2 separate regions of the Mus musculus genome follow, and region 1 is linked to region 2. A link is a loop called in an ENCODE intact Hi-C map of the cell type or tissue named here. Cell type or tissue: left cerebral cortex. All regions are shown on one strand. Each heading gives the region's core, and the rest is flanking DNA. Links, peaks and the distances in the headings are about the cores only. Region 1 overlaps Tmod1 (tropomodulin 1). Region 2 holds the start of Tmod1 (tropomodulin 1).

Evidence for each region. Hi-C counts contacts between places; a loop is a spot of excess contacts. Peaks named below come from ENCODE experiments on the same cell type or tissue, not always from the same donor. Only the 100,000 strongest peaks of a DNase experiment are listed, where the experiment ranks them.
Region 1: a loop joins it to region 2, with 4 times the contacts of the local background. A loop is called at or near these places in 9 of 42 quality-filtered maps.

Annotation. Positions count from the first base shown.
Region 1 is chr4:46,086,659-46,097,120 of GRCm38, reverse strand. Tmod1 (tropomodulin 1) reads right to left here. Exons shown (of 10, transcript NM_021883.2): 5 at 6,186-6,275; 6 at 4,852-4,982; 7 at 3,105-3,212; 8 at 43-186. Among named protein-coding and RNA genes, the nearest start is that of Gm52729, 15 kb to the right of the region's middle. In left cerebral cortex, for the core only: a CTCF peak has its summit at 4,316; DNase peaks (open chromatin) are centred at 4,980, 7,143, 7,505, 7,725 and 3 more places; H3K27ac peaks cover 5,366 bases.
Region 2 is chr4:46,033,243-46,043,704 of GRCm38, reverse strand. Tmod1 (tropomodulin 1) reads right to left here and starts at 4,483. Exons shown (of 10, transcript NM_021883.2): 1 at 4,396-4,483. Tdrd7 (tudor domain containing 7) reads right to left here. Exons shown (of 17, transcript NM_146142.2): 17 at 8,940-9,409. The coding sequence ends at 9,189. In left cerebral cortex, for the core only: CTCF peaks have their summits at 2,395, 2,606 and 4,450; DNase peaks (open chromatin) are centred at 2,948, 3,742, 3,981, 4,609 and 2 more places; H3K4me3 peaks cover 3,043 bases; H3K27ac peaks cover 3,265 bases.

The DNA of each region.
Region 1 (10,462 bases), core at 876-8,875, 53 kb before region 2:
CCTGTGTGGGGAATGGCATGAGCAGACCACCGCCTGACTCACCTGGTTATCGATTTTCAGCTCGACCAGAGAAGTGTTGTGGGGGAGAGCTTCCACCAGGCGCAGGATCCCAGCTCCAGAGATGAAGTTGGACTCCACGTTCAGGGTCTTCAGCACCTTGTTCACTTTCAGCATTTCAGCAAGGGCCTTGATGGTGAGAGAAAAGCAGGACTTTGTGAGTTACCCTGGGCAAGGGTTGAGCAGATCCACAAACGCACCAAGGGGCTCGGCCGGAGAGTCTCAGGCACTACCTTTCTAAGCATAGCTCTGCCTCTGCTCTCCTGCAACCTGCCCTGGCTCCTGAACACTCCTGCTGGCATATGCTCATCAGCACGTCTGACCTTTGGCCCTGCTTCTCCTCCCCTGTGCAGCCTTGGCTCTTTGGGTGTACTGCATAGACCCAGTGCCGTCCCTGCCCCGAGCCTTCCTCTGCTTCATTTGACCACTTGGAATGTTCAGTTTCACCTGTCAAGCCTTGTTCATCCTTCAAGGCCTTTCTCAATGCCTCTGGCTCCCAAGAGCTTCGATGATATCTCCAGCTACCCAGGGCCTGCTCTCTGGAATCTTGCAGAACTCACCCACAATTCCTTCATGGAACCTACATTCTTCAAATCCATTTGTTGTTGTGGTGGTGGTGGTGTGTGTGCATGCATGTTCACTGATATGCAGGCATGTGTATGTATTCATCATATTCATGTGTTTGTGTGTTCACTAATGTGCAGGTACATGTGTGTGCATGTGCATATGGCAGTCAGGAGACAATTCCAATGTCATCTTCATAAATGCCATCTTCTTCCCTTAAGACGGTCTCTCTTATTGGCCTGGGGCTCATCTGCTAATCTAGATTGGCTGGTGAGAGGGCCTCAGGGATTGTCCGGTGCCCACCTCTCTAGCATTGAGATTACATATGAGCCACCGTGATCAGCTTTTTACATGGTGCTTGGGATCTGCCTCAGGTTCTTGTGTTTGTAAGGCAAGCCCCTTACCGACTGAGCTATCTCCGCAGTGTCCCCACGCCCTCCCATGTTTCTCATTAGCATGCCTCCACCACTAGACTATCTACCCTCTTGGGCTGAAAATGTACCTTAATGTCTGTTTTTTACCACACAGTGGCCAGCACATAGTAGGTCATCAAGTGGTGATCACTGTGACCCCTGGGGAGTCTCCATCTCCCTTTGTGTAAGCTCAGCTTGTCTCATCTATGGCCCTGTTGAAATGTCACATAGTCTTCCTCTGAACCCCAGAGAGTACAGGGCCAGCTTGCAGAGTAGGGCTCAGATGGCCCTCAGCACGTTTGAGAGGGATCTGGCTGGCGGGGAGCGGGGGCTGGGGGTGTGTAGATGACAATCGGAGCCTCTGAAGGAAATGAGGTAATTAGCAGCTGGTGGAAACGATGTGTCATGGGGAAAAACGATACCAGCAGCTGAGAGGCCTGAGACACCGTGATCGTTGTGCCAGGGCGTCAGAAGTGATGCCAGGAATGGCTGCCCCATTGTGTTCCCCCAGCTTGCTGAGCCCTGCCAGAGGCTCCACTCCCAGGAAGCCTTCATGCTGACACTATCTCTCCTTCTTTGGCTCCTTCACTCAAGCATGGCTTCTCTCTGACCAATGGTTGTCCCCCAATCGGTGTAAGTGGCCTCTCTGAGCCTCACCAGCAATACCCCCTCTCCCAGGAAAAGCCTGGCCAGCCCATTGACCCTATTTGACAGTCAGTGGACAGGTGTACCAGGCCATGGGCAGGCTGCTAACTGGACAGGCCCTGGAGTCTGGTTGTGCCATGTGCCAGATCCTGTGTGTTGGGTGACAGTAGAGAAACAGAGGGAAGGAGACATGCACCAAGGCAGTCAATGATGGCTCTGGCACCTGGTCTAACAACAGGCCAGAAACATTTCAGCACTTGGTAATAAGTATGCAGGTATGAAGGGCCTGCCACCAGCTGTCGGCCTGGCATGGAGTCCGTGCCCCCAAACCTTCCGTGGCATGGAGCTAAGTGCCAGCACTCCGAGCCTGGTTTCTGAACCATGAACAAGTAGTACATGGGGTTTTGCCAGCTATGTCACTACAGACAGACGCAGGATCCACTGAGGACAGAGAGAGGACATAGGTCTAGACACTCCCACTCTGGCAGTCTGTGGGCTGCCTTTGTCCCCCACTGTGAGCCCACTCAGTTATTTCAAAACGACTAAATGAAACAGTCTTACTTCTTTTAAAATGGTGAAGAGATCTGATTGTTACTCCATTCCCTATCCCCCTGGGAAAGTTAATTCCTGCCTCTCCCCCTGCTCCCAGAGGGAGAACAGCCACACTGTGCTGTGCCATTCTGCTGTCTTCAAGGCCAGACAGATGGGTATGGTCATGAATGTGGGACAGGAGGCTGGCTACAGTCAGATTCCCAGAGTCTAATTCAGGATTATGCATAGATTGTTAAGAAATTTTTACTGGGCATTTCAAAAATGAATGGTTATTTTATAATAAGTACAATTTACTTTGTAACATGGTTTCTTCATTTGTTTGTCGAGAGCCTCATGTAACCCAGGCTGGCCCCAAGCTTCTGATCCTCCTGTCTCCACCTCCCAAATGCGATCACAGACATGCACATCACCATACCTGGCTGACTGGCAGTTATTTTTAGAGACACTGGTAAAGGTAAAACTGGTCCCTTGGATTCATTAATGAGGCCAGTGTTTGAGAGATGGGGAAACTGAGTCCCTGAGAAGGGTCCGAGCTTTGCCTGAATGAGAATGTTGGGTGGAGGAGGACCAGCTGTGGAGGTCAGAGTGACTTTGCTCGATGCCAGGTCTGCTTTTCTCTTTTTGTGTATGACTTTGGACAAGGCCAGTTGCCTAACCTCCCCGGTAGACCCACCTTACCGGGAGCAGGTAGTTGCAAGGATTAGCTCTGGAGTGAACACAGGGCATTGTGTGTGGGCTGTCTCATCTGTCTGTACCCCCTCCTGGCTCCTAGTGAGTCTCCTCCCTCTCCACACAGAACTCCTCTCATCAGTGGGACCAGGCCCGAGTCCCCAGTGACTGACTACACAGCAGAGCAGAGAGGTCAGGACATACAAACGCCACAGGGTCATTGCTGCGGGTCCCCACGATGCTGAACTTCTTCACATAGGAGTTCTCTTTCAGGGCTTCTGCATATGCCTTGAGGGTGGGTATGGGAATATTCTGCAGAGAGAAAGTCAGAAAAGTGAACAGCAGCCTTGCATGGGCTGGGGTGGGGGTGGGGTAGTGACTGCCGGAGAGAGGGGACAGTAGCTCTGTCCCAAATGCTGGCTGGCTCCCTGCTGGGTCCTTGTGAGTCTCTGAATGGGCCATGAGGATGAGGCTCAGAGGATCCTCCAGTACATGGATTGATAAAAGCGCCCCTGAAATGTTCAGACAAAACCCACTCTCTTCCATACAAGGGGAGGCTGGAGAAGAGGCAGCACTCAAGGCCCGGGGCTGGGAGGGATGGTGTATAAATGTTGTGGACTGGGAGAGGGGCGGGGCTGGACCCTGGCTTCCACTTAGTGACTAGCAGAATCTGACATGCAGTGTGACACTGGGGGGACCCTCTTCCCTTCCTTGGGTCTGTTCTGAAAGACAGAATGGAAAGATACACTGACTTCTCTCTGAGACATCTGTCCCAGAGGGTCTCAGCACTGGCTACATGTCTGTGGGTCCCAGGGGCAGTTTATCCTGCGTATGTGCGGGCCAGCCCCAGACCATCACACACAGAACCTCAGAGGCCTGGGCTCTGGTGTATGCTTTTTACTCTCTTGGGTGAAAACCTTATCTATGTCCAACTGTCTCTTGGCACAGAAGGGAAACTGAGGCCTCAGGAGTTCAAGCCCTTGGCCGAGGCCTCTCATTGGGCTTTCACTACTTGTGCCTGCCTGTCTTGAGGCAGTATTAACAGTCCAGGACATACAAGGATTGTGTCAGCATCTCTCACAATGCAGACAATGGAAGCACAGAGAGAAAGAGATGGAGACAGAGAAGCCATGGCTATACTTCCCAGAGCTCTCATTTCAAAGTGTCACCTAAGCCCCCGTGGGAGAAGAACAAGGAGCCAGGTGGAGGAGAAAACTGGGGTGCAGGTTTCCAATCTGATTGTGTTTGGAACTGGCAGCCACTAAGGAAAGCTGAGAAGAAAGGAGGGGGCTGGCTTCTTGTCTTACCCCTCTCATGGCTAATGCCAGGGCCTCAAGCAGAGCAGAGGGGCAGGGAAGAGCAGGCAGCTATACTTGCTTCCACATTCCTCCTGCACCCTGCCCTGGTGGCCACAGAGGAAAGCAGCCACAGAGCTACAGCACACAGCTTGGGTCTTTCTTGGGGGCACCTGCGCCAACATCTCCCTTCCCTGACTGTAAAATAAGTTTGAATATAAGCAAGATCCAGAGGGAACTGTGATGTCTCATGGGGTAGCGGGGTTTGTGATCCCCGAGTCTTTGTAGTACAGGGCTTTGCCAGCCTTGAAGTCCCGTGCTGCAGTGTGGTTCTGACTCATAATTTTATCACAGAGAATCTCTGTGTTTTTTGAACAATGTGGCAGGTGTCCAGATCAAGGCTGGCTTGGCCTGTGGTAGACTTCTGAGCCTGGCATTGTCCTCAGAAAGAAACCAGGACTGAGAGATTTGCCTGTTGACACTAGTCATCCATGAAATGCTCTCCTGATCTAGAAATACCCAGATCTAAATATGCATTTGGACTTGATGATCTATATTGCCTGGACTGCTGGCATCAGTATGCCTAGACAACCCTCCCTCCCCCAAATGAAAACCCTTACCCCCAATACCCATGAAGTAAAATAGCAGGACTTTACCCGGATGTTGTTAAGATTAACCTCTTCTAGTTCTGGGTCATTGTTCTTTATTCGCTCCAGCGTTTCCTCTACGTCTGTTGAATTTGGTTCTTCATCAGGCACAGGCTTGTATTGTGTGGGTTTGATCACACCTTCGGTAAGGAATTAAAAGGAGCTGGCTCACAGAAACATAGGAGTCACTTTCTCCCAACAAAAGGACTCCCTGGGGAGAAGCATTGGTTGAACTCAGGGTATAAGGGAGACAGCGCATTACAGGGGGTACCAGGGGGTACCAAGGGCTGCAATGTGTTGGAAGAAGTCAGGGAGAAATCCAAGAGGTTGGGTTATCCCAGGATGCTGCAGTTCTTACAAGACCTGGAGAGTCTGACTCTCAAGCATTTGTCTGTCCAGGGGGGATGGTATTACCACCAGCTCATTATCTCCAGTGGTCTCCCAGGGGGGTAAGCTGAGGGCCGGGCTGGGAAGAAATGTAGTTCCCTTCCAAGAGGAAGGATCCGTATTCCTTTGTCACCCTCATTTTCCTCTGGTTCCAAACTGTCATCTTAGAACAATGCAGTTGAATAATTGAAACACTATGACATCGGCCCAGGAAAGGCCAGAGGGTCTCAGGGGGACAGAGGAGAGAGAAACTGAAGAGAAAGACAGAGTTCTCAAGAACACACTTTTCAAAGAATATTGTTTGGGGGTGGGGAATAGATAGCTATCAAAAATTTTAACTAAGTGTTTGTCTCACAAGCATGAAGACCTAAGTTCCACTCTTGGAAGCCATGTTTAAAAAGGAAAAGGAATCTTGGTGCAGCAGCCTGTGCCTGTAGTTACAGTACTGGGGAGGTGGGGACAGGGAGATCCCAGGAGCTCACTGGGCAGCCAGTCTAGCCAAGTCAGTGAGTTCTAGGCTGACTGAGAGACGGTCTCAAGAAATAAGGTGGAGAGCAACCAAGGCAGACACTGGCCTTTGGCTTCCACAAGTACACACACACACACACACACACACACACACACTCTAAATGACGTCGAATCTCATCCCGTTGCACAGAAAATATCAATTTTGGGAGGAATAAGACACCTAATATAAGAAGTGAATCTCTAAAACCTTTAGAAGAAAACGTGGCATTGAGATGAAGAAGGCTTTGATAACAAGACAAATACCCAGCAGACTTAAAGGACAAGATGAAGAGATTTTCCTAGGTAAGATGTGCAGTAAGCCAGAGTATCAGAGGCACCGCACTGAGATGCAGGAGGAGGCGCCTCTTTTCCAAGGTGCCCTCTGTTAGCCAGTCTCGGGGCCCTGCAAGGGGAGGGGATGGCAGCCAAGTGGGGCTGTGGATACTCACTGTTGAGCCCCTCCTTGTTCACGATGGAGCTGCTGCCCAAGGCTTGGTAGTACTGCTGGTTGCTCATGAGTGTGTGCATGCCCAGGATAGCTGTGGGGACAAAGGGAGGTCTATGACTCTGCTCCTGCGGTCAGAAATATCTCCCGGGGACCCATCTTCCACATGCTGGGAGCTTTGCTCACAGAAATGGTAAGAAACATGTACACAAAAATGTAAAACTGTGGGTTATCATCATTCTAGCTTTCGTTCATGTGATTCTCAGACACCCAACCTCCCTAGACCTCTCTTTGGTTGTGGCCACAGATTTCCAGATCTCCTTGAGGTCCAATGGGTACACCCACCCAACACAACCCAACAGAATGAGTCTTTTCCAAGGAGGGCATTTCTGTCTTCTACCCTGTCCCTCAGACCCTTTTGACCTCCTGAGGTCTCTCAGGTTGTCCCATCTCCCTTGTCAGTACCTCTGCCCTGGTTGAAAATCTGTTCTTTTCTCACTGCCGTCACCTTACAATGGTCCCATTATAATCTTTCAGTCTTGTGATGTTATCGAAAGTGTTACACGTCAGTAGGAGCTGCATTGTGACTTACATCTTTATCTTTTCTAGGCTGGAGGCATCTGATAAGATACCCAAGATTCTAGATCAGGTCAGTGAACCTGAGCTCAGTCAATCTACCATCACCAGGAGAAAAAAAAACCAACATGGCGGCACCCTCAGTCAGGAGTGCTGTTGTGTTCAGCCAGGCAGTAAGTGCATCTTGATTTATGAGATTTCCAACTTAGGGTGGAACCCATCAGGCCATTGCCCCATTGTTCCTGGAGAGACATCTGCATTAACAGAGCCGTGTTACCATGACTTTAGTTTCTTCCTGCTGTCTACTTCCCAACACTCAGCATAGAACAGCCAGAAAGATCTTTCTGGAGATGCCAACACAGCTTCATGACTACACGCTAATTCTTTCGCTCATTCATTTCTTTGGCATTTGCTGAGCACATTCACTGTGTGCCAGCTCAGAGGAACTGAACTATGAAAGGCAGGAGGTCTGCCCATGTAGTTTACGACCTAGTGGGCGCAAGCAGAGCTGAGCAAGGGCCAATCCAAGCAGAGCTGAGCAAGGGCCAATCGTTAAAGCCCTAATAAGCTCAGGAGGGGGTCAAGTGTCTGAAAGAACATCCTGGAAAAGCACAGCAGGGGGCTTGGGAAGGGAAGGATGATCGATCGATCGATCGTTGGCCAAGTCAAAGGAAGGCAGGAAGAAGGTTGCAGGCGGTGCAGATGGTGGGTGGTGAAGCACAGACGCACACCAGTGGAGTTGGAGGTTGGGAGAGACGGGGAGAGGAACAGGTTGGGTTGGACAGGTGGTGGGACAACAAGGATGACCCCCCCCTCCCAGTAGGACATACGCTGGGCCAGAAAAGACCTTTGGGTCCATGATAATTCCTTAGCATAAATATGCCCTGTTCAATATTTGAGATAAATGATTCCAAACTTGTGGGCCTTTTTCCAGGTCTTGAAATTGAGCCTGGGAGCTTATACCATGCTTGGCAAGGGCTCTAATGCTGAGATATATTCCCAACCCTCTTTTTACATTTTATTTTCAGATAAGATCTCACTCTATTGCCCAGGCTGCCTTTATGTAGCCAAGGCTGCCTTTGAACTTTGATGTTCCTGGCTCAGCCTCCTAAAGAGCTGACATTACAAAGCCTGTTTATTTAAAACTCAAACTCAACTGGATAATCTATATTTTGTTTAACCATCCTATCTCTACAACGTCAAGATTTGATGCAACTCTTTCTCCTCTAGGGAGCCTTCTTAGATTCCTCCCCCTTTCTCTCAGTACCCAGTATTCTTTTTGTTTGTTTGTTTGTTTTTGTTGTTGTTTTTTTCAAGACAGGGTTTCTCTGGATTGCCCTGGCTGTCCTGGAACTCACTCTGTAGACCAGGCTGGCCTCGAATTTAGAAATCCGCCTGCCTCTGCCTCCCGAGTGCCGGGATTAAAGGCGTGCACCACCACGCCCAGCTCCCAGTATTCTTTCTATGCCACAGTGAACCTCAGTACGAAGGTGGTGCCAGGACACCTTTTTTTTTATGCTTTCTCTGCTGGGCTGTGGGCTTCCAGAGGTCAGGGGGGGATATTACTACTCTTCAATCTCCCCTGGACTATAGTAGGCATTTGGTAAATAGTTGGTGATTTGCTTTCTAATTTCCATTTCAGTAGATAAGTTTTTTAGGTAGAGGGATAATAGGACAGGCATTAAAGAAGACATAGGAGTTCAAGTTCTGGTCCTCACTATGTCCTCCTCTGTGCCATCCTCTGTCTGACCTCCTGTGTCCAGCCAGCGTGATTTAAGACCCCAATCACAGCTACATATGCAGACCATCTGGAGGGCTCTAAAACAGTGTCACTGTTACGGACTGAGGGTTACAACTTCTTTGGATTGCTTTTTTCTTCTCTCTTCTCTCCTCCTCTCTCTCTCTCTCTCTCTCTCTCTCTCTCTCTCTCTCTCTCTCTCTCTCTCTCTCTCTCTGTGTGTTGCTATATAGCCCAGGCTGACTTTGAACTCACGATTCTCCTGCCTCAACCTCTCAAGTGTTGGGATTACAGCCATGCCCAACTATGCCTGGTTCCTTGAGGTGATTTTGGTGCCCCAATGGAAACTGAGAACCAGAAGACGAGATGATCTCAAAGTCCCTTCTGCTTCTCTCCCCTAGGAATCTTCTCAGCTAAAATTAGCCTCGCCGGCTCATCACCGTGGAGGGCTGGGGAGAGAGAGAGAGAGAGAGAGAGAGAGAGAGAGAGAGAGAGAGAGAGAGAGAGAGAGAGAGGCAGCTGTTGCCTTTCCAGCTCTCGAGGTTTTAATTTAGGCTTTGTCCCTGTGGGCTGAGGGAGCAGCGGGGGCTGAGTCAGCAGGTGAGTCATAGCTCCTCCTCAAGGCAATCTTCCAGGGAGGTGCTCCTGCCTACCCCACCCCCACAGCAGAGCTCAGGTTTGCCTAGGTTGGGATCATATGAAATATACTACTTTTTTTTTTATGTCTGTTTTTGACTGAGAGCACACACAGAGAGGTCAGGGAATAAATAAATAAGAGTGCAAAATATAGTTGGTGCTTGGGCTCCAGCATCCTGTGAAGGGATTAGACAGAGGCACAGAAGTGTGTGAGGGGACTAGGAGCAAAGAGGCGTGGGTTGTTACTACTTTTTTTGGTGACCTTGTAGAGGTCATTTCCTCTTTGGGATCCCTGGGTTTCGAATCCACAAAACAGTGTGTGCTTGAACGCCTAACTCTCACCTTCCCGAGGGACTTGGCAGTGGCTCAGCGATTCTTACATTTTTAGCCTTCTTCTGAGTTCTAGAATAAGCATTCTGGGGACTGTCAACCACCCTCCCACACCTACCGGGGACATGGTTTGATAGGTGACTCCGCAGAGATGCTCCTAGTATAGAAGGCAAAAAGTACTGTGTCTACTGGACCACCAAGAGCTCTAATGTCTAAAAGAGCCCCTCACCTGGAGAATTCTGGGACTAAGAGCATATTTGGAGAGATGGTTTTTACGTGCTGATAGCGGGCTGAAGAAGGAAGGGCACCACTTGGCAGATCATAGGAAATTTGGGTTCCTGAAAGGAAGGAAAAGTGGGGGCGGGGAGAGCCTGGCTCAAAATCGTCATTACTAGCCTAGTGGCCCTAGGAACACAGCGTGGCTTTCTCTCTGGCTTGTTTTTGTGCCCCCAGGAGCGTTCGATGCAAAGGAAACCCTGATGTCTTCTGTTGCTTCCTTCTTTGTAGGTCTCAGCCGATTGTTAGCACCAAGGAACTTGACTTTTTTTTCTCCTTTCCGCCCCCCCCCCTTTTTTTTTTTTTTGTAGATCTTCCTCAAAACTCGAAAAGGACTATTTTTGAACTCTTAAAAAAGAACATTGAGTTCAGTTTCCTCTCTCTGTCTTGGCAGGGCTCCTTCCGTTTGTGAGTCCACTCAGAATGCAGTGTGATCAGTGTACACACCCTCGGCTTCTCCAGCTGTTGGGGGCTCGCGCCACCCTGGGTGGAGTGGGGGCTGAGAGCTGTGTTCTCACATCCTAGGTACTGGCACTGAAGCTGGCTCTGGCCCGGAACCCGGGAGCTGGCAAACTGTTCCAAGGCGAGGCACATTCCTTGACAGTCTCAGAATCAGAGCATGGGTGCTTAGAGACATGGAAGCCACCAACGACCTGAGGGCAGCCCATTAAGGCCTGGCCCATTGTCTTTGGGAGGTGGGTGCTCCCTGCAAAGGGTGGGAAGGG
Region 2 (10,462 bases), core at 722-8,721:
GACTCTGGAATATGCACCCCGATTCCTGCTGGGGTCCACTGTCTAATTATAAAACACAGGTATGGCACCTGCTGTCTCTCCTTTACAAGATCGTTGTGGGTTTCAAATGGCATGATTGATGTCATCAGCTGCTCAGCGTGACAGGGCTGACAGGGGCTGGGAACTTGACAGGAGACAGGCCAAGTCTGCTTCCTCACTCATGGAGCCAACTGCCTGGTGGATGGGAAAACATGTAAAGGCTGGGGGCTGTGTACCGTGTGCTCGTTGTGATGCCTTGGTCGTTCACCCATTCATTCCTCTGTCAACCATTTATTAGAACCTGTACTGCACTGAACGGTGATGTTGATACCACTACGTATACACAGGAGCTACTAACCCTGCCCTCCAACAGCCTCCTGTCTGCCCAGACGGAGAGGCAGCAGATAGGTCAGGTTGAGCATGCTGGTGCTCTGGGGGTTCGAGGGGAGCAGCATCCCAGGCAGAGGGAGCATCCAGGTAAAGGCAGGGAAACATGTCTGAGCCTTGAGAAGGTTCAAAGAATCTGGGGCAGGCATAGCAAGGATTTCAAAGTACCGTGGGACCAGATCCTGTGAGATGCTAAGAAATCTCAGGTCTTTACTAGGAAATGGGGAATTCCCCCCAAAAGAACATTGAAAGGACCATGGCTCTGCTTTGGGAAGCTCTCTGAACGGCAGCATAATCCCCCTTTTTAAGAAACTCTGACAATAGCCTGGGGTAGAGACGCCTAAGTCCTTGACTGCAATGATGAATGTGGACCTTTGAATGGATAGGAGCTGTAAAGGAAGGCAGCGTCTACTGAATGGCCGTGTGGAAGGGAGGCTCTGCCTTGGTGCCTGGGTGGACCGTGGCTTTGTTGACTAAGATGAGAACACAAGAAGATGGACAGGAGAGACCAAGGCTAGGTCTGCTGAGGTTGAAACATCTTTGGGGAGCTATTACTGGCGTTGTGCAGTATGCAGGGGCCCAGGGCTAACAGAAATGGGAGAGGGGGTGGGGCAAGAGGCCAGGAGAACTAAAAGCAGCTGCACAGAAAGGCTGAGCAGTAGATAAGCCCATGAAGAAGTCAGAGTGAGGCCAAGAGGCGTCTGCTTTCCTTGGCTTGTTTGGGCACTGGAGGAAATGTCCAATGGTTACTGCCATGGTCCACTACAGACGTCTTTAGCAACAGCCCTGTGGCGCTACTCTAATATCCTAGAGTAAAAGGCAGCCTGGTAAAGGGAACACGGAGTATAAAAAGGACAGGGGCAGAGGGGTGGGACCTGTCTTCTTCTCCACTTCCCACCCTCTCAGGCACTGTGATATGGAGCCTGTCCTCTCCAGGAGGGCACAAGGGACGTGCGTGCTTGAGTGTTTAGCATTTCTATCAGACAAGGACCCAGTGCCTCGGCCCAGGAGGCTCCAGACCACATCCTAGGTTGATTCCAGTGAGCTCATTCTTTCAGAGGCTGTTGCCATCATAATAAACCAGAAGACTGTATAAAACAAAAGGGAGCCAGCCCCCCCCCCCCCCAGCGCTGTGGGAGTGACTCCTGCTAATCCCAGGAAGCAGGCCCCTGGCTTTAAACTGATAATGACTCCTAGCAGCCAAATAATTGATCTAGCTGGTGTTCTGGCTTTAAGGGAAAGTGAACTGGCCTCTTTAGAAATGTTGGCAGCCTGGGCTGGCCCATTAGTAAGACTGAAAAATCAAAACACTGTCCGGAAGAAGCCATATGACTGGGCTCAGCAGAAGTCATCAATAGATGACATCATCTCAGAAGTTAGCAAGCCAAGGTCATGGGGCCCCCAGAGCAGGGTCAGCTCACCCTTCACGGCTCACAGATACTGAGTCAGCCAGGGGACACAGGGGCCCAGACCAGAGCCTGCTTCATTCTAACTCCCCCCCACCCCCAAGCCCCCCCTTTATTTTTGCTCAGCAAAGTCTAGAGGGTTGAAAGCCACTTGCAAAGCTGGTGACATATGGCATGTTCTTAAGGAAGGACCTCAATCCTGCCATGGGCACACCCCTCAGATTCTCTTACACTCTGTGGTTGCCCCTTGATTTGCCTCTACCACTTATGCTGGCCATGTCACAAACACTGAGGGCTGCCCTCTGCCCCAGCTCTGACTGCCTTTCTCATCTACGCTCTGAGAGAGTTGGGAGCTGTCTCTACTTAAGCTCCAGCCTCTGTCTCCTTAACCACATCCTCACAAGGTACTGGGCAGGGTCTAACGAAGCTCAGGGCTTGCCCATCATCACTTCCTATCACAGCCTGAATGAAGTGTCCACTATGGCTAGCCCTGTTGTACACAGGGGGAAACTGAGGGCACCAGCTTGGTCTCCAGCCAATCCTAGTTTTTAATGCTCGGCTGTGCTGCAACCAAGTCCCCAATGCCTACCCTGGATTCTGACGGAGTCTCCACACTTCTCAGCATTCTATCCCTGTGTAGTAACTGTGCCCACCTCTCCACTAGGCTCTTGGAAGGCTGCAGCCCCCTCTACCCTCACCCCCCCACACACACACACACCTGGACTCCTGGGGTCCTCATCCCAGATCTGGTGCCCCAGATCTCCCCTGCACTTCCTTTTTCTCCAGCTAGAGGGCTTCCCAGAAGACTTCCAGCCCTGCCTCTTCTGCACTCCAGCGCCACTAAAGACCATCCTGTCCACTAAGGTCATTTCTCAAGGTCACACTGAGTGGGTAACAGAGCCGGGGCTGGAGCTAGGGGCCTGAACTCCTGGCCATTCCCTTTATTGCTTAGAGCTGACACCACCTAGTCCCTGTGTTCTGTAGTTAAGCTGCAGCCAAGAGCCCTGCCCAAGAAGGGAGAGAAGGTGTGAGACTCTGATAAGGTGGGCTGGGCTATTTTTAGAGGGCTCTAACTTCCCACTTAGGATGCGAGGCACCCAAGAGCCAGTGGCTGTCTAAACCGTGGACTGCAAGGCTAGCTCATTAGAGAGCAGATGCCAGAGTGACAGGCGCCCTGTCTTCACTCTGCCTGTTTGTTGTGAGGTTTGAAGTCGGTGAGAATCTTCCTATTGGGTGATTCCCCTTTCACTCATTTATCTGTGAAGCCCGGAGATAGCTTTAGAGAAAACGGAGCGATCTTCAGGATCTATTACTAGACTCTCCACACTATTACTCCAGCCTGGGAAAGTCCCAGACATTAGCAGATCACAAAAGAGGGGTGCAGAGTCCCCAAACCTGCCAGGAAAGGTCGGTAGAGACAGGAAAGGCAAGCAGACTGCAGTGGGGGTTGGCATGACCTTGAGCAAAGGGTTCTGAAGCCCTTACAGGGGCAACAGTGGGACCCAGGGTGAAAGATAAACCCTGTGGGAGGGAGCCCCCACTAAGAAAGAACCCAGAATCTGGGTTTAGAGTCTGGCTCTGCCAGGTCTTCGGAATCTCATGGGGAAAGCTGAGAGAGGTAACTAAACAGAGAGCTGGGGAGGTTCCGGGTTAAGGGAGTTATCACAGGTGCCACACAGGGAACTGAATTGCCTGAGCCTGCCCAGTTCATTTGGTCACTTGTTTTGCCGAGGTGCTGCTAGCAACTCAGCCTAGAGATGCTCCCAAACACCCCAGGCACACTTCCCAGGCTATTCCGAGGGCCACAGTGGGTCCTAGGCCAGGATTTGAGTTCCAAGAGCCACCAAAGTCTCTGACTTTTGCAGCTGTGTCCTCAGCATCCTTACCCTGCCTGAAACTGCAGAACAGGTGCAGGGGAGTGTAGGCAGTTCAGAGCACGCCCTGGCCACTCTCGTGGCCCCGGGTACCATCTCTTTGAAGGACCCTAACTTCACCTTACAAACAGGAAAACGAGATCCAGAAAAGAAAGGAGGGTTGCCTAGGCCGCCCCTCAAACTGGAGACAACCAGTGGCCTCCTGCCTCTACCTGGTTGCGCGCAGCGAGGCAAGCGCAGCTGGTGCTTTAAACCTCAGCTAGTTCCAGCAGTTTGGGAAACTTTTCAGGCGCCGGCCAGATCGGTGCTCAGAGGACTCAGCGTCCCCCGAGCGTGTATCCCCTTCCTCCCCAGACTCCCAGGAGGGCTCGTGACCAGCTCACAACGTGCCAATGCCCAAGGCACCCCGGGCGGCTCCCAAGGTCCCCGGGAGACCAGGTCTAGTGCCCCGGGCGCCCTGACTAGGGTTGGGCGCATCAGGCTGCAGGGACGCTTAGCGCCAGCGACCCGATCATCAGGCTGGGGAACCGGACCCCGATCCCCGAAGGCCACCCGAGGCGGCGGCTATTTATAGAGGGAACCGTGCTCAGTCCCTTCTCAGCGGCTGCGACAGCTGAATATTTTGCCCAGATATGGCTGCGCCCCGGCGCGGCGGCAGGGAGCCCCGCGAGGCCGAGGGGGACCTAGGGATGGCGGGCGGGGGGTCTTACCGGGATGCGGGGTGGCGCGAGCGCGGGCGGCGGCAATGAGCGGAACGCGGGGCTTGGCGAGTTCCCTGGCGGCCGCGGGTGGGAAGCCGGGGGCGGGCCCTGTTCTGCTGTCACCGCGCCCCGCCCCAACCCGCCGCCCTCCCCGCCCTCCTGCTCTACCAGGGGCGACAGGGTGCTGCGCGGTCCCCGGCCTGGGAGCAACACTCGCTATTAGGATCTAGGGCCACCCCAGCCCCGGAGGCAGGGGAATGTGTGGTTCCCTGCCTTGTTCTCGGTTTCTCCAACTTGATTTTATGCTACGTTGGAGGTATCTGGACAAAGTCGCGCAGATCTTTACTCTCGTCTAGAATGTTCCAGTAAAGTCAGCACAGCTACACCTAGCTTCCTTTGAAGAGGCAACCTGTCCCCTCGGCCAGGACTGGCACGGGCCCAGGGCTTAATAACCATCTGTGGACGTGCAATTCCAACGCAGAATTGAACGCCTTCTCCCTACACAGCATTGAGACTGGAGCGTCCGAAATCACCACTTAAAATAATCGGAATGAAAGTTCCTCCTTCTTAAAAGGCTAATGTGTTCTCTCCAGAACAAACCACTTAAACCCAAACCGAAGCCTTTAAGTGTTTCAATAAACAAACGGCTCCTACCAACGAATCCAAACAGGCACAGGGAACATCTCCGTTGGATTATCCTACCGTATTTTTTGGTGAGGGAAATCTTAATTCCTAGATGCCTAAGGAGAAACGCTGAAAAGTATTTTCCTAATGCATTACTGTATTATAAAACCCTCGCCCTATTAAGAATGTCCTTTTCAAGGGAGAAGTGGGGTGTATTTTTAAACAAAGCAGGGACTTACTATTCCCAAGGACTTATTTTTAAGCGTTTTGTTGTGGGTGTAAATACTTTCAGGGCACATATTAGTGTGTAGCTTTCTGAATTTTATAGTAAGAACACCTGTGCAAGCCAACCAACAGCCTGACCCCGCTCCCCAGTCACCCACCTCTCCCTTCTAAGACACTGTTTTGTGGACCCTTCCAGAAGTCTTGCCCTTATTGTCAGGTTGGTGCCTCTTGCTCGCTGCTGAGGCTAATTTGTGACGCACCATTCTTTCCTACTGTTCAATTTATAGGTTTCATCCCCAGCGAATTTACCATATGAACATAATATGGTATTTCCATATGAATGCATCCTATTTTAAAAGTGTACTTTGCTAGTAGTGGAAATTCAGAATATTAGTGTGGCTCAGATTATTCTTTCTCATGGTCTGCAGGAAGCTGAGTTGGAGAGTTGAGTCTCTAGGAGAGATGAGCAGAGGATTAATGCTACTTGCAAGTGGTTCCCACTTAAGTTAAACCACTTCGGTTTAACAAGAATTGCTACATTGTAGCTACACTGGTAGAGAGGAGCCGCATTCATTGAGGCTTTGATCCACAACACCAATGCCCTGTGTTCACATTTGCTGACACCTTTTTGTTTATTGGCCAGCTGGATTTTCTTTTTTTGTGAAGTGTTCGTTCAAACTTCTTGCCTATTTTTACCGAAATACCCAATATATCAACACAATATGGACACATACCATATACCACATATGTAATATGCAACAGTGCGTATCCTTCCACTTTGCTCTTTCTCCTCCAGCCTTTTAAAGACAGCTGTCTCTGGCTCCCAGGTGCTCTGCCAGCTGTGTCTGGTACTTTGCTACCTTAGTCTCTCACAGGCAGGGCTCTGGTCCACTGGGAATGGACTCCGGACTTCAATACAGGCTAGTGGCTAAATTCATGTGTGTGTCAAGCGACCTCACATCACACTAATTTTATCCTTCCATCAAAAAACATAAATGCTTTAAGAATGGAAATGTTTAAGTCAGGGAAATAGGAAAGGCTTCCTTTGGTTGTGTACAATTCAGGGATCTGTGTTCTTTTCTGCTGCTGAAAGACATGGCTATAAAAATCATGACTTTGCAGCTATTGGATGGAACACAGGGCCCCCAATGGAGGTGCTAGAGAAAGTACCCAAGGAGCTAAATAGGGTCTGCAACCCTATAGGTGGAACAACAATATGAAATAATCAGTATCCCCAGAGCTCGTGTCTCTAGCTGCATAAGTAGCAGAAGATGGCCTAGTCGGCCATCACAGGGAAGAGAGGCCCCTTGGTCGTGCAAACTTTATATGCCTCAGTACAGGGGAACACCAGGGCCAAGAAGAGGGAGTGGGTGGTTAGGGGAGTGGGTGGGGGAGCATGTGGGGGACTTTTGGGATAGCATTTGAAATGTAAATGAAGAAAATACCTAATAAAAACATTTTAAAAAATCATGACTTTGCCTTAACTCAAACATTTATGTTCTGGAAAAATTTTTATTTCATCATAAATAATTATTTTAATCACTGGCATAAGTATTCTTAAATCTTGCTATTTTGGAAGAGTTTTTATTTCATAATAAACAATTATTTTAGTTAGTGGCATAAGTGTTCATGAGTATTTAAAAATACATTTTTTAAAAGCCAGAATACTTTGTTTGTTTGTTTTGTTTTGTTTTTTTCAAGACAGGGTTTCTCTGTGTAGCCTTGGCTGTCCTGGAACTCACTCTGTAGACCAGGCTGGCCTTGAACTCAGAGATCTGCCTGCCTCTGCCTCCCAAGCGCTGGGATTAAAGGCGTGTGCCACCACGCCCGGCTGGCCAGAATATTTTTTATACATTTAAGATGGAAAGCTTTAAAAGTCCTGGTCTTTTCTTTTCTAGTATTGCTTTCCCTAGTTTTTCTCAAATAAAAAGATGACTTTAAGAAAGTTTGTCTCCAGCCTGGTTTTCTCCTTGAAGTCCACTCACTTCCTATTCCCAATAGCCTCTGAGCATCTTCCCAGCAGTCTACTAGTTCAAATACAATGTGCTCAACCCAGACATTCACCTTCCACTCAGGCCTGGGTAAGGCACCAGCCTGGGTAAGGCCTGACTTTGCTTTGCTCCCACGCCTCCTGTATCTATGCTGTCTATGCTAAGATTCTAATTAAGAACTTCAGGATGTCTTCAATGTGTTTATTATTCCAGTGCTCTGCCCTTAGTCTGGGGGTTTCTCCACCTCATCCTAACCACAGCTAAAGCTTACAATCCACCCACTCGCCCGTCTGTCCACCAGTAAGCCAGCACATGCTGCACTGTCCAAAATGTCATTCTGTCTATGTGGATGACACAAGAAGTGATCATGTAACAGTTACAGAATCTAAAATGGTCTGTCCTCTTCCTGGTTCCATGATGCTGTGACATCCCATAACCAGTTAGCCAGCAATCGGCAAGGGTGGGAGTACAGACTGTATGCATGCTGTCAGGCAGTACAATTCAAGAGTCATCCGTCCATGAGCAGGTATTCATGGTGTGCTACTGGATAAAGAGATGGCTAGGAGTTGTCCCAAGGGGCCGTCATACTTGAGATGACTAAGACAGACAACTAGCTGGCTGTCTACTCTTAAGGTGCAGTGATACCAGGACCTGGAGAGGCATGCTCACATTTCACTGGAGAGCCACGCCTGGGGTAATCCCAGCACTCTGGAAGCAGGAGGATCTCCAGCCTGGACTATATAGCAAGACCTTTCAAAAAAGGACCAGGGCCAGCTCAGAGGGGAACAATCAAATCACTGCAACTATTGCAACGTCAGTAGTTCCGGATGGTGGCAAGTGGGTCCAGGCTCCAGGGGAAGGTCCAGGTAAAGCCAGGGTAAAGGACAACTGGAGAGGACAGGGCCAGGGAGGGAGAGTGTAGAAAGCCTGGCCCTCGAGGCTGGACAATGATAAGCCACACAAGGTTTGGGGTGAGGGCGGATGAGACGACTGAGCAGATAAAGAAAGGCACTTGTTGCCAAACTGATGGCTTGGGTTCAATTCTTAAAGACGATGAAAGGGTCAAGAACCAACTAGCTCCTGACGTTTCCCTGACTTCTACGTTGATCCATTTGACATGAAATAAGAAACACACATACACACTAACAATCTTTTTTTTTTTTTTTTTTTTAAATTTGAGACAAGGAGCCCCGTGCTATAAGTGGCTCCTCCTTTAGCAACACTGAGGTACCAGACACTGAGAATAAATATTCTGCTTTGGGGACATTTGCTACATCACTACACCAGAGTGGATCAAAGTGAAATCATTACATTCTCGATTTGTTCGAAATGACCCCAACCTTGCAACGCAGACATCAGTGAAAATGAATGCTTTCAACTTAGGATCAGAATGCCTCGAGACTACAAAGCTAACACATCAACTTGGCACAATTACGGTCATCCGAGAAGGAGCCTCAAGTTAAAAAATGTCTGCATCAGACTGGCCTGTAGTCTTGAGTAATGCCTGATGCAGACGGGCCCAGCCCCCTGGGTCTGTGGTCCTGGGTTCTATAAGAAAGCAGACTAAGCAAGCCCCGGGGAACAGCCAGGAAGCAACGCTTCTCTGTAGCCTGTGCTTCGGTTCCTGCCTTGCTTTCCTCTGGAGAGGGTTTTCCTCGGAAGTTTCTTTTTGGCCATGGTGTACAAAAGAGAATAGAAAGCAAACTAAGACATCAGGTTTTATATTGCTAAACATTTTATTCTAATATTATATTAATAATTCAAGTGCAATTTTTCTTTGAAAAGTCAACTGCATTAAACAAAACTTGTTAAATATCTTTCATCAAACAAAGCATATTCTTTTCAATCCTCCACAACAGTCAGAGCCATGTAGTAAAAATAAGATGTTTTAAGACCCTCCTACACATTTTGTATTATTGCTTTGAGAACAATCTCATTAGCGGTCAACATCTCAAGCAGTGATTAATTAACTTTCGAAAGCTCTAGCAGATACTGTGACATAAAGTCATGAATCCAGGTGTCAGTGTCGGGCAGCGACGTGTCTACGAGATAGAGCACCACTTTCCGGTCCCAAGGATTAGTGTGCTCAACAACTGTCTGCACCAACGCCACCAGGGCTTTCTTCTCCACGTGATTTCGAAACACCATCGAAGCCTCCTCCGACCACTGGCTGCACTTCACGCCTAGGAGAAGACAGGGGGTGAGGGGGCAGTGAGTGGCCACTCCTGCCTTTCTCTGAGCCACTGGGCGGGAGAACTGTTTAGTCAGTTACAAAGTACTTCAAGTATTCCAGGTTAGACCTGCCTACGGCAGAGAATAGCAGCCCAAAGCTCCTCAGCTCACAGCTTGTCTATCGTGAATAAAGGTGAGACTACCTGCAGACACATGTTCCCTTTGAGACGACCGTGCTGTGTATAAAGCAGGGTAGTGATGACCACACCCATTTCCTATACCTAAATTATAAAGTTTTAGAATTGAGATAGCTAGGGGAAAATGTCAGGACCAACACTGAATTAACAGAAAAGCGTGGTTATATGATCTATGTACACTGTCATTTCTTGCTTTTCTTTTTAAAAAGACTTATTTATTTTATCTATATGAGTACACTGTACCTGCCCTCAGACACACCAGAGGAGTGCATCAGATCCCCTTATAGATGGTTGTGAGCCACCATGTGGTTGCTGGGATTTGAACTCAGGACCTCTAGAAGAGCAGTCAGTGCTCTTAACCACTGAGCCATGTCTCCAGCCCCACACTGTCATTTCTTACAACAACAGAGAGCCATAGAGAAGAGCGCAATGTTTCATCTGAGCCCATGGATCCGAGGAATGCTCAGGCAGGTCTTACGCAGGCTCCCTCTTGCCTACAGCCATCCTGCTCCCCATAAGAGGGACTCCTGGGAGGAAGTGAAGCTCACAGTCTGGAGGCATAGGCTCACCCAGGACTCATGGTGGCACCTGGCTATGGGACTATAGACTCCCCAGTCCCAACCCCCTTACACGCTCACCACTGAGGGCCTGTTCAGAAATGCCTTTTACCAGTGCATCATGTTCACCTCCACCAAGTGACTCTAAAGGCCACGCCCACAGTCTGAAGAGACTGAGCAACCATTGGAATCAGCAGATAAGGCAGGAATGCTGGAGTGACCAGGCAGGAATTTAAAGTAACCCTGAGTGACAACTGAGGGCTTCAATGGAGGAGACAGGCTGCACATGAGAACAGAGGGAGGGTGGGAT